Regions from separate parts of the Mus musculus genome. Here region 2 is linked to region 1. The links are chromatin loops, found by intact Hi-C in ENCODE. Cell type or tissue: left cerebral cortex. All regions are shown on one strand.

Region 1 (8,000 bases):
TAAGCTGCGACTTGAATATCCACTGAACACATCCCACCTCTTACTCTTGAAAGAGAGTGCCGGTGAGTGAGCGAGTGGAGTCTGTTCTTTGTAAAACAGCAGTGCAGGTGATGCTCCTGGAAGTCATGCTGTGTTAGCTGCTCTTCCAGAGCGTGTGTCACACTGTACAGAGAAAGTCCCCAGACTCTGTTTGCCTTGTTCTTTGTTAGGCCTTTGTAACATCAATGAGTTTTTGTTTTTTTTTTTAAATCTACATAAGCAAAAGTGGGGGGTTACTTATTACAGAAGGTTCAACAACAGCCTTTTAAGGGAGTTTCCTAGAGATCAGCAAAGAAAAGGTTTACTGAGAGCTTGTATGTCTACAGGCCAAAGAAGAAAGGCAAGGTTGCCTGTAAGCAGCTGGCTGTGTGCCTGCATCAGAGGGGCTGAGAGACGGCTCAGTGGTTAAGGGCTCTACTGCTTTTGCAGAGGACACTGTTTGGTTTTCAGCACTCATGTTGGGTGGTTCACAACTGCCTTTAATTCCAGCTCCAAGGGACCCAACACCCTCTTCTGGCCTCTGAGGGCACCTGTACTCACACGCTCCTCCACTGTATCCCAGACCCTCACACATACACAAATGGAAATAAATCCTAAGGGCTGGGGGGATGGCTCAGTGGTAAGATCACCGACTCTTCTTTTAGAGGATCCAAGCTTTGTTCCAGCACCTGTGTTGGGTGATCTCTAACTACCTGTAAGTCCAGCTCCAGGGAATTTGATGCCTTCTTCTGTCACCCTCCCCATCTGCACATGGGTGGCAGACATTCTCACACTATACATACATACATACATACATACATACATAAATATATACATACACACACACACAAATAAAAACAACAAAAACAAAAAAAACCCACAAAGACTGGTAAGCCAGCAATGCTCCTTGCTCCTGGGTGTGATGTGCTAAACTCACACTTGGCATCCCTCTGGGCTTTTGTGGCTCCAAAAATCCGGGTATACTCCAGCCCTGGTATGACCTGTATTGAAGCTAGTTACACCAGGCAGTAGGATTTCTGGGCCTTAGCATTTCACTTCCCACCAACCTCCACTAAGTCTCACCACATTTTCTCCTGAGCTCGAATCACAACCTACCAGTGGAATGGCGACATCCTCATATGGCAGCTTATCTTCCCGCCAAGCATCATCAATCAGGTCCAAGATCCTTCCATCTCGCTGTACCTCACTGTCCATCCTCCTGCAGCTTTGATCTTGTCAGGCCTGTAAGCCAAAGAGGTCTTTTTTTTTTTTTTTCTAACACAGTGAAGGTATAGTATAATCCAGGACTAGGATTCCTCATACTTCCACCTTGAAACTGGTTTTGTTGCTGTGCTTAACATTACCCCAGGAAAGGCCCATCTTGTATGTGTCAGATGACAACATAAAGACTCCAGTTCTCTCCTCACCTCAGCTGACATGCTTGATCAACACACCAGGCTGCTAGTGGAACCAGAGAGCAACACAGGTCTTCAGAATAAGGTCCTAGAAGACACTGCGTGGAAATGTAACTTTCTTTTATCTTTACCATCTTATACAATCACCCTTCCCTGCTTGTGATGTCTTTGACGAGTCTCTGACTTGACTCAGACCGACTTACCTGAGTGTCAGCTCCTGCTCTTGAAGCCCTCCCCTACGATTTGGCACAAGTCTCCACCCGTCTTGGCCCAAACATTGGCAGTCTAAAGGCACAGGAGCTAAGGGAACAGCTGGGTGACACTGAGCTGGGATGTGTGAAGTGACCAACCATAGGCCAGCTGCTAACTCTCAGGGCAGGAACAACGTGGCCAGCAGGGCTTACCCAGGAAACCACTTCCTTTCTTAAACAGCATCCAGACTGAACTCAACAGAACTATCCAAGATCAACGGTGGCAGCTCCAGGTTCTCTATCCCTCTGGGCGTCCTCCTTTTTGTTTGTTTTTTTGAGAGTCTCAAACTCTCTATAGCCAAAAGCAGCCTTAAGCTTCCAATCTTCCTGCCTCCACCAATGGGATTGCAGGCCTGTGCCACCGGCTCTGGTTACAGAACCAGGGTGTTGTGTATACTACAGTTAAGCACACTGCCAACCGACCTCCATCCCCAGCTGAGGGGGCCCTGCAGGAGTCCAGGGAGGGAAGCAAACTGTCAGGTGAGAATGAAAACTGGGTTCAGACTGACTTTATCAGTCTTGCTTAGACTTGGGGGGTCTGATGCTAGGCGGTTTACTCCGAACAAACTTAAACATAGTATGATTTGGAAGAAAGTTTCCTGGTGTAATAACAGTTTCTGGTGCACAGGGAGGTGCAATTACATTGAAACTCGACTTAGGGTATGTTATTTCTTCCAAGACGATGGGTTCTAGAGATAGGTTACCTGTACTAGCTTAAGGGTCTAAGGAAGGTCATACAATAACATAGACATCATCTGGTCTCTTAGCTACTTCTGGAGCTTAGGGAACCCCTGCTTATCAGGGTCATTTAAATTACTAGCCACCCTCGGTCCTGGTTGTAGGTTGATGTGGCCTGGCCCAACAGATAACGCAGATCACCAGGCTGTCAATCACTTCCAATTCCCAGCTTTGTGGACTGAACAAGTTTTATATCTCTCACATTGGAAGAACAATCCTGCATGCTTAACATCTCGGCCTCCCTGGATATGTGAGGGTGCAAGAACTTTTGTGCTGTGATCCCAACACCCAGCCTACTTCCTTCTTGAAAGAAACAATGTATATGTGTAAGTTCGTGTGGAAGTCAAAGGACAACTTGGGGATTTTGGTTCTCTTCTTCCACCAGGCGGGTCCCAGAGATTGTACTCAGGTTGCCAGGCTTGGCAGCAAGCGCCTTTAAGCCACTAAACCATCTTGCTGGCTCTCTTCAGTGCCTGGTCCAAGTGCTCAGGATGCTTGCTAAGCTCCCAGACCACAGATTGTTCCACATTTTTCTCCTGAAACTGTTGCAGTCTAACTCAGTCATCAAGCAGTGCTTTTGGGTTTCTGGCTTCCAAGTTTGTTCCTTATCACAAACACACCCTACTGTGCTCCCTGCCACAAAGTGGCAACCCAAGGAAAGGTCTTGTGAGGATTAGTACCAGTGGCTCTCTCAGGAACTGTTCTGTTTCCGAGAGAAGGGAGACTCATACAAGAAACAAACTGTGCTACGCGGCTATGTGCTTGCCTCCAACAGAATAAAGGCAAGCAAGCTAGCGCTATCTACCTAGTCTGTAGGAGGGAAAGGGCTTTTTACTTTAAAAAATTAAACAACCTGGGGCCTGGGAGGAGGTTCAGTGGAGTGAAGTGCTTGCTGTGCAAGCAAAAAGACCTGAATTCAGATTCCTGGCACCCGCAGAAAAAGCCTGGCACGATGGCACACTTGTGTTCTCTGGGAAGCTGCCAGGCCAGGCAGTTTAACTGAATCAGAAAGCTCCAGGTTTAAGATTCAAAGTAATAAAGGAAGACACTGATGTTGACCTCTGGCCTCTACACTCATCTACAACTCCACCTGTACGCAGAAATCTCCCCCACCACCACAACTTTCGTGTACGCGTATACACACACACACACACTGAAGCTCCCTCTGCCACGTTAAAACCAGGTGATAACTTAGCAGTTTTCCTCAGACATAACCAGACCCTAGCTAGTGGATAACGCAAAGCCAGCTGAAGGGCCACTTCTAATCACCCCTCAGGGTTTGACAAGCCTTTTGTTTTTGTAGCTGAGCCTTGGGCTGCATTTCACACCTTCTGGTGCTGACTTTCCCAGTCCCTATGGATTGCACCTTTTTCTAAAGTGCTCTGACTTTCTCTCCAGCTTTTCAGCAGGCTCTGTCCTTGAATGCTTTGCTGCTTGCCTCAAATGATCTATGAAACAAGTCAGGTCAGCTTTGTGACTGACTGGCAGGGTACTACTGTCTCCAGCGGTAATGTAAGGATACCCAGTCTTTCCACAAGTTCGCCTCAATACTTTGTAACATGACTCTCTTCTACATGCTTAGAAACTAGCACGCTTTTCACCCACCCCCGTCCCTCATCACTTATGCTTGGCCGTCCTTCCAAACACATCTATTTTCCTGGGTCAGGTGCTCGGGTGCTCACCCTTTACGTAAACAGAAAGTTCCCCCGCTCCGGATACCAGATAATATCAAACTCTCAGCTCTCAGATTGTTTCCTTTAGACCCCAGGCTGAGTGCAGTCCCAAGGGTCCATTCCTTCACCAGTCCCCTAGATCTCTGGGCACAATACGTGACAACAGGAGGAAAGCTTGTCACATTGCCCGGATATCTCTTTCTAGACATTAGATGCGTACGTCCTATGAGACATACACACCTTTCATGCACACAGCTTTGTAAATGTATTTCTAAGCTACGAGCACGGCGCCTACACTAAAATGGCCCTCGGAGGCCACCATCCTGGGACACTACAGTCACCCGCTGCAGCGACTTCCGGTTCGAGGGGTGGGAGGATACTACATGCGGAAGTGCAAGGGGGGAGGTCGAGCGTCGCCATGGGGGCTCCGTTCCACTCCGCACAGCGTGCAGTAAAGAAGTGGCTCTGAAGCTCGGTTGAAAGTACCGGCCCGCGCCTCTGGAAGCGGTAGACGCCGGAGTTCGAGGGCGAACGCTTGGCCACCCTCGGAAACCCGGGCCGCGGGCGCGAAAAACCCTTACCCACTGCGCGCGCGTCGGCTTCCTCCCGGCCCCGCCCTTCTTCTGGGTCACGTGACTCGCGGCGCTCTCAAGCCCCGGATGTGGGTGAGTCCAAGCGCTGCGGCAGGGGGCGGGACGGACAGCGATTTGTTGTGACTTGCGCGCATCCCCGGCCGGAGGAACGGCGGGCAGGCCCGGGGGCGCGCTCCGCCGGAGGCGCGCTCTGCCGGGGGCGCGCTCTGTAACCGACCGCATGCCCCAAAGACGGGCGAGCTGCGGCTAACTGTGGTGCGGTCTCGGCCCTGGCCACGGTGGTGCCGCTAGGCTCCAGGCCTCATGGCCCGCGGCCGCAGCTCGTTGCGGCCCACCTGCCGCGGGGCTTTCCAATGCCGGGTTGCGGCTGCCCGGTCGTCGCGCCCCTGGGTTCCTCCTCCTCCCTATGGGACTCTGGGCTGGCCGGCCAGGTGCTTCGGCCTGCGGGAGGGCGGGCTGCGGGCTGTGGGCTGCATGGCTCCCGGGAAGGGACCCGGCTGCTGCTGCTGCCGCCGGTGTAGGACCAGGCCTTAGCGTTAGCCGCCCAGCGGGAAGCCCGCAGGGTTCCTTGGTGATGTTAGTATGAGAGGTGCGGAAATGTGGCGGGAACCCCTGATGGCAGGGGAATTGCAGATGGCTTCACGCTTTCAAGTCAAGCATAGGAAACAAGATTGGTGGAGTGAAAGTTTGGAAAGGGGAATTCCACAACAGCGCTTTCACGCGGAGACACTTGACAGTGAATGGGCTTTTGTCCTTTACAAAATCGTGGAGTTAGTGCATTCTGATGTCAGACCTAGTTTTCATTTACAGACTGTAGACTTGTTGCCAAAAGTGCTCCCCATTCTCCCCAACTAGCGCTGGCTCTCCTTTGTAGCTATGATCTGGAACTTGCAGTGTAGACCAGGCTGGCCTCAAACTCAGAGATGGGCCTACCTATGTCTCCTAATTAAGGATCCGCGCCACCTCGCCTGGCTTTCTTGAGGCCAATTTAGAGTTTCAAAAATGTATTACTTTATTATAGCTCTTTGTACAACTCGAATATTTGTATTTTATATTTTGTATGTAAGTCAGAGATCAATGGCTATAGTTATCTTTAGCTTTTTACACTTTTTTTTTTTGTTTTGTTTTTCGAGACAGGGTTTCTCTGTGTAGCCCTGGCTGTTCTGGAACTCACTCTGTAGACCAGGCTGTCCTCGAACTCAGAAATCCGCCTGCCTCTGCCTCCCGAGTGCTGGGATTAAAGGCGTGCGCCACCACGCCCGGCTTTTACACTTATTCTTAAAGGCTGCAGCTTAACGATATGATGAAACGAATTATCTTATTTGGAATGCAGCGCCATTTTTAGGTTAATTTTTGTCCCGTGCTCTCTGTCTTTTACTGTGTCGTCCTCAGTGGTCAGTATAGTAAAGGAGGCTGCGAAACTAAAGAGGGTTAGAGACTTAAACCACAGACACATGTCCCTTTAAAATGTGTATATGCTGAAGTTTCAGAAACAATGGAGATATTGTTAATCATGCTGCTGCTGCTTCCTCCCGTGGAGCGGTAGGGACCGGTTACTTAGGCTTTCCTGTACTGTGTGGTGGCTGATGGTGACAGCATTAGTCCACACTGTCATAGCTTAAGGTGCTCCCCATGCCAAAGGCTAGAGTTGCTTTTTTAAGTTTTACAAAAACCACAGTACTATTTTTACATCAGTACAAATTTATAAAAAGCACACAGTGTCAGTGTCCGGTGAGTTCAGGTTCTTCAGCTATTCCATATGTGCTTGTAATACCAAAGTTGTAGACTTGTAGACCAAAGTCCTACAGAGAACTGTCAGCTGCATTCGGTTGCTAGGCCTTCAAAACCCTCTAATCAATAATCAAAACCCTCAATTTCTTTCTTTCATATATATACATATATATTATATACATGTATTATATGTGTATATATGATATTTTCTTTATTTACATTTCAAATGTTATCCCCTTTCCTAGTTTCCCCTCTGAAAATCCCCTATTTCTCCCCCCCCCCCAAGCAGGTTCTTACCTCCCGTTTCTTTATCACTCAGGTTTAGCTGGTTGTATATATTTTTGAATTTATGCCTCTACCTCTTCTATGACCTCTCCTTCACTGGCTAAATCTTGAACTACACTATCCAGTGTGGCAGTCATCAGCCAGCCCTGACATTTTAAATGAACTGTTTGGTTCCCCAGATGCATTAGCCACATTGGAAATGCCCAGCACACACAGGCTGCCTAGTGGCTATTGTCTGATTAATACTGATAAGATGTTTCCATAATTACAGAAAGTTCTGTTGCAATACAATGATCTTTTGAAATACAGTGTTAGATTCAGCCTTGATTTTTGATGGCAGGTACAAGAAAACTCAAAGGTATAGGTTTTATATTATAAAAATTATCTGTTGCGTTCATTGTCAGGGAGACTTGTAATGTCTGAGTCACCCCACTAGGGATGTTAGAATTAAGCTGTGTATGTCGGGGTTCCTGTGCTGTTTGCTCAGTTGAGCCACCATGAAATTGCCCAAGAGCCTTTGGTCAATAGGGAGCTCTTCATGGCTAATAGTGCCTGGGCCGATTACTGAGTGAGAGCCACCGTGGTGCTTTCTAGTGGCGTCATGTGCCCAGTGCTGCTTAGCTGGCACTCTTATGATGAACTTGCCTTCCGCAGCTGACTATCCTGAAGTACAGTTTGTACAGGAATGGCAAGCAAAATGCTTAACTCCGTTCCTTTCTTTTCAGACTACAGCAATGAATTGGTGGCCTAGCAACCTCCAAAGGTAACCCAAGGGCTCCACCTTAAAACAAACAGATAGACTTGAATGTGTTTAAATCTGTGACGTAGCAACCTCCAAAAGTAACCCAAGGGCTTTATCTTAAAAACCAACCAACCAACCAACCAATAGGCTTCTATGTGTTTACATTGTTTGAACATATAACAATTTTTTAAAAAGATTTATTTATTATATGTAAGTACACTGTAGCTGTCTTCAGACACTACAGAAGAGGGCATCAGATCTCATCACAGATGGCTGTGAGCCACCATGTGGTTGCTGGAAATTGAACTCACGACCTTCAGAAGAGCAGTCAGCACTCTTAATCGCTGAGCCATCTCTCCAGCCCCAACATTTTTTTGATACCTGAAATTGTATCATTTCCTCCTAGTTTTGCTTTAGCTGGGTTTTTTTGTAGTCAAGGATGACCTTGAACTTAAGATCTTCCTGCTTCACCTCCCCAGTGCTAGGATCCCGGTCAGTGCTGCTGCTTTCCTCTCTGTGTGGTAGTTAGAAAGCACTGTCATCGTCCCTGTAAA
Region 2 (8,000 bases), 210 kb before region 1:
TAAAAAGCAAACAAACACTCCCCAAAACTGAAGGCTTTGCAACCCAATTAACAAACTTCAGAATACCAGAGTAATTCCAGAGTAAACCACTCCGGAATTCTAAAAACTGTGAAGGGGGTGGGGGAAGGAGCTAGAAAGACATGGCTTTGGGCTCTTTATCTGAAATCCTTACAAGAGAAAATAACCCTCCAAATTGTGAACAAAAATTATGTTCCACCTAATATTCTAAAGTCATCCAGACCATCAACAAAGTGTGAGGGTAAAATGAAAATTTTCAGACATAAAGGACCTCAAATAATATCTCTTCCCCATGAACCCCATCCTTAGGGTTCCCCTGAGGATACACACAACCAGCAAAGAAAAAGGAGGACAGGAGACCAAGAGAGGACAGAGAGGTATAAAGTGCTACTGACCAGCCTGAAGCAAGGGATGGATGACACTAAATCAAGGAAGGTACCACTGAGAAGAATCCAATGGAACTAACAGATGTCTTAAAGTGCTGCCTGAAGGGGACTGGGGATCAAAAGGCACTCAGCGTGCTTCTTGGGGTACCCGAGAGAATATATGTACAGACACAAAGCAAGCTAATCAAAAAAAAGTTTAAGATCCAAAGGGAAAACCCGAACAAAGGGGGTGAGTGTGGGAGGGGGTGTCTACCAGTTCATATCGAACTCAGAAAAGGGCAATGTATTTGTACGCTATAGCATCGATACTGACCATCTGAGGGCACAGACCAGACCACTGTGGCAACTGACTGCTGGTTTAAACATGCACTGGAGGATTAAAGATGGCTCTGTGGCTAAGAGTGCTGGCAGCTCTTCCAGAGGACCCACGTTCAATACCCAGAACCCACATGGCAACTCGCAACTGTCTGTACCTCGAGTTCCAGGGGATGCTATACCCTCATACAGGCAAAACTCCAATGCCCATGAAATAAAAATAAATGTTTTTTTTTAATTAGGTATTTTCCTCATTTACATTTCCAATGCCATCCCAAAAGTCCCCCATACCCACCCACCCCCACTCCCCTACCCACCCACTCCCCCTTTTTGGCCCTGGCGTTCCCCTGTACTGGGGCATATAAAGTTTGCAAGTCCAATGGGCCTCTCTTTCCAGTGATGGCCGACTAGGCCATCTTTTGATACGTACGCAGCTAGAGACAAGAGCTCCGGGGTACTGGTTAGTTCATAATGTTGTTCCACCTATAGGGTTGCAGTTCCCTTTAGCTCCTTGGGTACTTTCTCTAGCTCCTCCATTGGGGGCCCTGTGATCCATCCAATAGCTGACTGTGAGCATCCACTTCTGTGTTTGCTAGGCCCCGGCATAGTCTCACAAGAGACAACTGGGTCCTTTCAGCAAAATCTTGCTAGTGTATGCAATGGTGTCAGCGTTTGGAAGCTGATTATGGGATGGATCCCTGGATATGGCAATCACTAGATGGTTCATCCTTTCGTCACAGCTCCAAATTTTGTCTCTGTAACTCCTTCCATGGGTGTTTTGTTCCCAATTCTAAGAAGGGGCAAAGTGTCCACACTTTGGTCTTCGTTCTTCTTGAGTTTCATGTGTTTAGCAAATTGTATCTTATATCTTGGGTATCCTAAGTTTCTGGGCTAATATCCACTTATCAGTGAGTAGATATTGTGTGAGTTCCTTTGTGATTGGGATGTTTTTTAAAATTAAAAAAAAAAAAAACCCACCTGCCCTGGGGAGTCTGATGAACAAGGAGGACCCCAGAAGACAAATGTTCAGTCCACACTAGTCTAGAAATTCCAAAGACAACAAGGGAAAGACAAACTCCACCACAGTTGTGTGAACTACGCCCACTGGGGCAGTGGGACCTGGAGGGCAAAAAGCCCAAAGGCAGGGTGCTGATGGCTTCTGGTTCAAGGCCTTTTTGCTATTATCCAATTGATTTCTATTATGTGCAGCTAATGTCTGGATTAAAAGCACTTCTCCTATCAAGTACAGCCAGCTCCACAGAGTTGTCACTTCCAACTTCCAAGTTCTCACCTGGCATTCTGAACCCTGGGTCTCAGCAACACTGTAAAACTGACACTAGCTTGCCTGAGCTTTTGGAAGTCACTTAACCCTTTACGCAAAGGAAAACGTGGTGGAAAGCACTATCTCCAACAGTCTCGCACGTACACACCATCACAGCCACACTCAGGAGGCCCAGCAAACGTCCCAGTACTTGCACTTTGCCACCCAGACAAAGCCAGATGGGAATCCTTCAACAGCAGCACAGCTGAGGGAAACGTAAAGGGACAGAAAGAGGCCCTGGTTCTGCAAGAGGACTATCTAGAGACCACATTGTAACAGGACAACTCAGCTTGCATGGAACTGAAATACCTAAGGGTGGATGGGAGCATTAATGAGCCATGCTCCCCACTCTATTTCACACACTACTGGACCAGGTGCTCATCCATCAGGTGCCCCCTCAGCTACTGTCCTAAGAAAATCAGTTCCAGGCTACAAAGGTATCACTTCACGTACTAATGAACAACAGTCTCTTTTTTAACATGCCATAATCAAACTTCTAAATGCACATGCCCTTCAATAACTTAGTCTGCAGCCAGGAAACACTGTCTTGTGTGGGTATATATTATATATGTAATATATGAAATAAACCATGTTACCTTCAGCAAGTTACTGAAAGCCTTACTTTTCTCATCTCCCATAATTGCCCCACTGGGTAACAAGAAACTGAAACAACATGTTTAAGTCCATATCAAGCCCCAGCTAGATGGCTCAGCAGGTAAAAGCACTTGTCGTCCAGTCAGATGACATGAGTTTGAGCCCTGGGACCCCCTATTAATAGTGGAAAGACAGCCCACACCTTCAAGGTGTCCTGTGACCTCCACAGAACACATCGTGGTACACACACACCAAAATAAATAAAAGTAACAGCAAAACTCTAACACGCAACGGTAGGCACATGTACTCGTCTCTGTCTGCTGCCAGATATCTCTGTCTCCCTACTTCCATCCTGGCTAAGGCAGGAGAGGAAATACATGTCAATAAAGTCACAATTACGTAAGTTCTTTTAACAACAACAAAAACAACCCTTACAAAAGCACGCCTAGGAGCCGCACTACAAATCGTTATTTTTTCCCAAGCCTTTCTCCCATGCTCCAGGCGTAACTCAGATGCCATTTCAATTCTGCTAGACTAAATTCAGCTAATTCAACTAGACTATAAGGAAGGTTAAATTAGGATGTTAGGAAAACACAGTTCTTTAGTTAAAGCCGATAAACCTACACATACAACTATGTCTAAACAGTCTGCTAAAAGCAGTTTTCATTCCGAGGCTAAACTCTCTCAACAGACCCTAAGAAACTCTTCTAACAGGCAGAAGGCTCTCTGTGAGCTTGAGGCCAACCTGGTCTACATAGTGGATTCCAAAACAGCCCAGGCTACATAAAGTCCCTGTCTGGAAAGGAAAAACAAAACAAAACAAACAAACAAACAAACAAACAAAAAAACCTCCTCTAATACACACATACGCATACACACGCGCGCGCACACCACACACACACACACACACACTTGGGGGAGGCATACTCGCTCACTAAAAAAGTGACACTTAATGGATATTTAGGGGGAGACCTTTCCAGTTCCAACACTTCACTCTAAAACACCCCGATAAAAAGTGAAGGGACTGCCTTAATGCACAAAAGACGGCAAAAGCTGGGTATCCCTAACTATCAGAGACTTCCTTTTGATGGCTGGCCAGGCCTTCCTTCAAGGGCTGATTTTCAGAATGCACAGAGTTCCAAGCGGAGGGCAGAGTCGGACTCCCCAAACAACGGGCTAAACAGGTAAACGGAACCACCGCCGACGGACCCCAAAGCCAAGTTCTCCTCTCGCTTCAGGGTCTGCAGAGTAGGCAAGTGGCCTGGAACGGCAGCATCAGGTCACACTCAAGGAACCCAAGGCAAACCCCGATGCTTGGGATCCGGTCGGCCCGAAGGTGTGCAGGATGCCACACAACTCAGGGCGCCCGGCTCACCTTGCCCCCCACTCGCTAACCAGAAAGCAAGCGCACGGCGGCGGCGTGGCCTGTGGGCCACCCACAGCAGGCTAAGGAGCGGCCACCCGTGTCCCGAGCGCCGACTCCGAGGCTCCGGAGCTCCGCGGCCTAGAGTGACACGCGCAGGGAGGCTGCAGAGAGGGAGAGAGAGAGAGAGAGCGCGGGCGGCGCAGCGGCAGCACCGCGGGCTCACGAGGCCCCGGGAGCCGCGCCACTCACCAAGCAGCCGGCGCACCTCGTCCTCGCTCAGGTAGAGGCTCACGCTGGGTCCCGCAGGAGCGGCGGCCAGGGCCGGGGACCGCGGGGCGGCGGCGGGCAGCATCGCCAGCAGCAGCAGCAGCAGCGGCGGCGGCGGGGCCCTCAGGCCGCCGCTCCCCGGGACGCCGCCCCGGCCCGCGCGCATGGCCGCCGCCGAGCAGGAGCGTCCGCCGCCCGCCGCGCCGCCGCGCACCCCGGCCCCGAGCGCCTCACAGCCCCGAGCCGGGGGCGGCCGGCCAGCTCATCGCGCCGCCGCTTCAGACCCGCCGCCCGGGAACGGGAGGGGGTGGGGGGGCGAGCTGCGGGCGGAGACGCGCGCGTGCGCGTGCCCGCCGTGCGCGAGGGCGCGCACGCATGTGCCGCCCGACCGAGAGCGCCTGGTTCTGGGGCGCGCGTGCACGGGAGAGCGTCTCAGACCTGAGGTCGGGGTGGGGGCCGCGCGTAGGGGTTGGTATAAATAACATTACGTTGTTTGCCAGGCTGAAACGCGCGAGGAATAAAGGAAATGAGTTAAAGAGACACAAACTAATCAAAAACAATAATGAAGTGCCCTGGCCAGGCGAAGGGCTCTAGGCTAATATAGCCAGTCCCCAGCCCAAGTCGTTGAGGCCTAGAGTCGGTTGGTCTCTTTATTCTTCCCCAGGTGCGCCCTGAGTCTTGGATGCTGTCTCAAAAGAAAAGAATGCTGTTTTATTTAGTGAGAAGGGACGGGTACGTAGAAATCTTCCCTTATCCCACCATCAGAGGTCAGCCTCTAGTTAGCATGTCTGTTCCCTAAAATTCACATGCCACACACTTTCCAGAAAGCAAAAACAAAAACAAAAAAAACTCATAAAACCTTAGTAAACTTTTTATTTTGTATTTTGGTTTACAGTTTGTTTGTTTGTTTGTTTGTTTTGAGACAGGGTCTCACTATGTAGCCCTGGCCCGCATGGAACTTGCTATGTAGACCAAGCTGGCCTTGAACTCACAGAGATCTGCCTGCCTCTGCTTCCCAAGTGCCAGGATTAAAGGCCTGTGCCACCCATGCCCAGCAAGCTTATTTTTACATGTGACGAACTTTTATTATCCTAGTTCTCCTTTACTGTAAATCAACCTGTATCTGGGCTTTTAACCTGTGGTCCATGCCAGCCCCCCCCTCCAAAACATGGAATGTATGTGAGTGTGTGCTTATGGCTGTACATGGCTGTCTGTGTGCATGGGTGCTTTCACATACTGGAGAGTGGTTTTTACATTTCATCCCTTGCTCTAGGAAGCCCTTGTCTCCCTAAACCGGTTAAGGATCTCTGATACATCCCAGAGACTCTGATGAAGAATTTGGGGAAGCCCCAGTCAAGCTTACTCCACAAGCCATCACTCAGGCTGGCTCCCAAGCATCCCTTCTCACTTCCTCCAGAACAGGGTCATCCCATCCCTGTGACCCGTTCACTGACCTTATGCCTCCCTCCTTGCCTGTGGAGAGCAGCTGCTTTCTGCCCGGCCTAGCTTCAAGCTCCCAGTTGCCCATCCACACGCAGGCCCTGAGAGATATTACCTGTATCCCCTGCCAGGGCAGGGAGAGAGACCGAAGAGGAGGATAGTTGGATCTTGATATTTTTCCCCCCTCTCTCCTGTAGTGAGAGGGATGGATTCCATTTGGAGACAAGCTGGCCTCAATTTGTCAAGCTTCAGTTCCCCAGCACAGAATACAGTGCCCTGCAGGAAGAGACCAGGAAGTGGGCATGAACTGAACAAAAGCATGCCATCAGTGAATGATGAAAAACACAAGTCACCTGTGGCCACAGCTACCTCGTAGGGAACCAGGGCCCTGCCAGGAAGGACTCTAGGAACCTATGCTGTGAACAGGGCTCTCTACTCAAGAAAACAAAGGGGGTGGGGGCGGAGCCGTCTTGAAAGCAAAGGTTTGCTGTCTACATTTTTTGCAGCAAGCTAATAATCTCCAAGAATGGAAGCTGAGTCTTCTAGAGGCTGGTTTACTTCCATATCTTTAGCCAGTGACATCTTGAGATACTATGATACAATATATCCCAAAGGTGTCAGTCAAGCGGGACTAAGCACTGGTATTTATCAATGGTGTGGCCTTGGGAAAATTAAACTCTCCTAGCCTCGGTTAAGCACCAGCGGTAAGGCCTGACTTGCAGGGCTTTTACAAGGATTTAATTGGAGAAGCTATAAATAAAACACCTGGGCGGACACTGGGTGACTGCTACAATTGTTATGATTACTGTTGACATAATGAACCCTTCCTTCTAATGGCCACTTCTGTGTAGTTTCATCACCAAACAGTTCAAATGAGGTATCCTCCAAAAGTCCCTTCACTAACCCCCCCTGCATAACCCAGAGCCTGTACCCAACATGAATTTTTGCTGTATGAAGCACACTAGGGTGCAGGAATGCCAAAGAGCTTCCTTCAGTACTTACAAGGATGTGAGCTTTCATCCGTGCTATGGGGGAAAACTTAAGGGTCTCTGCGTGTGACTCCCAAACCAGCTGCTTCACCGGGGAATTATAGAAATGCAAAGTCCTAGGCTCAAACCCGACTAAGGAGATAAGGAGAGGAACAGCTGGAATTGGGGGGCCAACCTGTGTTTCCGTGAACCCTAAAGGTGATTCTGGTATTGGCCCCTCAGCTAAGAAAGGCTCAACTCCTGCCTCTCCTTTGATCTGTTACGGGTGCCTCCCCACGCCCGTATCCACACCCCCACACCCCTACCACCCCCAGGGCACCTGCCTGCTACTGTCTCGCTCACTCAGTCTGTTCCCAACAGCCAAAGCCATCCTGTAAAACACCAGCCGGATGCATTATTCACTGGCCTTCTGACTGCCAATATCTCTCTGGCTCATCTAGAATAAAAGCAAAGTTCTTGCAAGGAGAGAAGGCGGGTCTCAAGCCCTACCTCTCCCTTGCCTTCTGACTGTATCTCCTACCTTCAGCTACCATGGCTTCAATTATGGCTTTCTCTCTCTTCCAGTCTTAGGCGCAATCCTTCCTCAGGAATGTTTGTTCTGCCAACATCTTTATTGCTTCTTTTCCCACCTCCTTCACATCTATATTCACATATTGATCTCTGAATAAGAAGAAAATTGCAACACTCTTATTGAACTCTCAGACTCCAGACTCTTCCTATGTCAGACAGAGTTCTCTAAGACTCTTCTCTCCCCTGCCAAGGTGTGGGTGGCAGTCTCTGACATTTCCCAGTAAGCCTCAACATCTAGATGCTGGGAAGTTCTGACGTCTGCCTGAGGTTTCTTTGTCCCCAGGGAAAATGGAGGCCACGGCCATGACCACACTCTGCCCACCTACCGCCAACCTCCTTGGTTTTTCCTGTCACTGTGGCTGAAGACATAGTTAAGAAAAGTCAGGACATAACACTTGGTGTTCACTGTTCTAGACACAGGCCAGCTTTAGGCTTGAAATACCACAGGATGGATGCATGGAAACACAGCAGGCTGGTCACAGGTTGTGAGATGAAGTAACAGGTGTCTCATGCATGGCGCTGGCATAGCCTCAGCATCTCCACTGGTTGGCACCCACAAAGATATTCTGGCAGCCCAGAGTTCACAGAGCCAGGGGCGCCCCACCCCTACCCCTGACTGATTTATATTCCCACTAGGGTCCTCTGCTGGATTACCTAAGAAGGCCACTCTGTAAACCATCTCTTTCCTCACGTAAGCCAACCCAGTCCCACTATAAACAGATCAAGCATTAGAG

The links. A loop is a pair of places that touch in the nucleus more often than their neighbours do. Peaks named below come from ENCODE experiments on the same cell type or tissue, not always from the same donor. Only the 100,000 strongest peaks of a DNase experiment are listed, where the experiment ranks them.
Region 2: a loop joins it to region 1, with 4 times the contacts of the local background. A loop is called at or near these places in 5 of 42 quality-filtered maps.

Annotation. Positions count from the first base shown.
Region 1 is chr9:102,623,023-102,631,022 of GRCm38, reverse strand. It overlaps Cep63 (centrosomal protein 63), which reads left to right and starts at 4,899. Exons shown (of 17, transcript NM_001081122.1): 1 at 4,899-5,119; 2 at 7,430-7,467. The coding sequence starts at 5,042. It overlaps Anapc13 (anaphase promoting complex subunit 13), which reads right to left and starts at 4,727. Exons shown (of 3, transcript NM_181394.3): 1 at 4,677-4,727; 2 at 1,135-1,260. The coding sequence starts at 1,233. In left cerebral cortex, CTCF peaks have their summits at 3,947, 4,803 and 7,095; DNase peaks (open chromatin) are centred at 3,920, 4,450, 4,747, 5,236 and 1 more place; H3K4me3 peaks cover 2,201 bases; H3K27ac peaks cover 2,155 bases.
Region 2 is chr9:102,831,489-102,839,488 of GRCm38, reverse strand. It overlaps Ryk (receptor-like tyrosine kinase), which reads right to left and starts at 4,569. Exons shown (of 15, transcript NM_013649.3): 1 at 4,250-4,569. The coding sequence starts at 4,433. In left cerebral cortex, no CTCF peak of the experiment used is centred here; DNase peaks (open chromatin) are centred at 3,830, 3,908, 4,147 and 4,627; H3K4me3 peaks cover 2,340 bases; H3K27ac peaks cover 1,442 bases.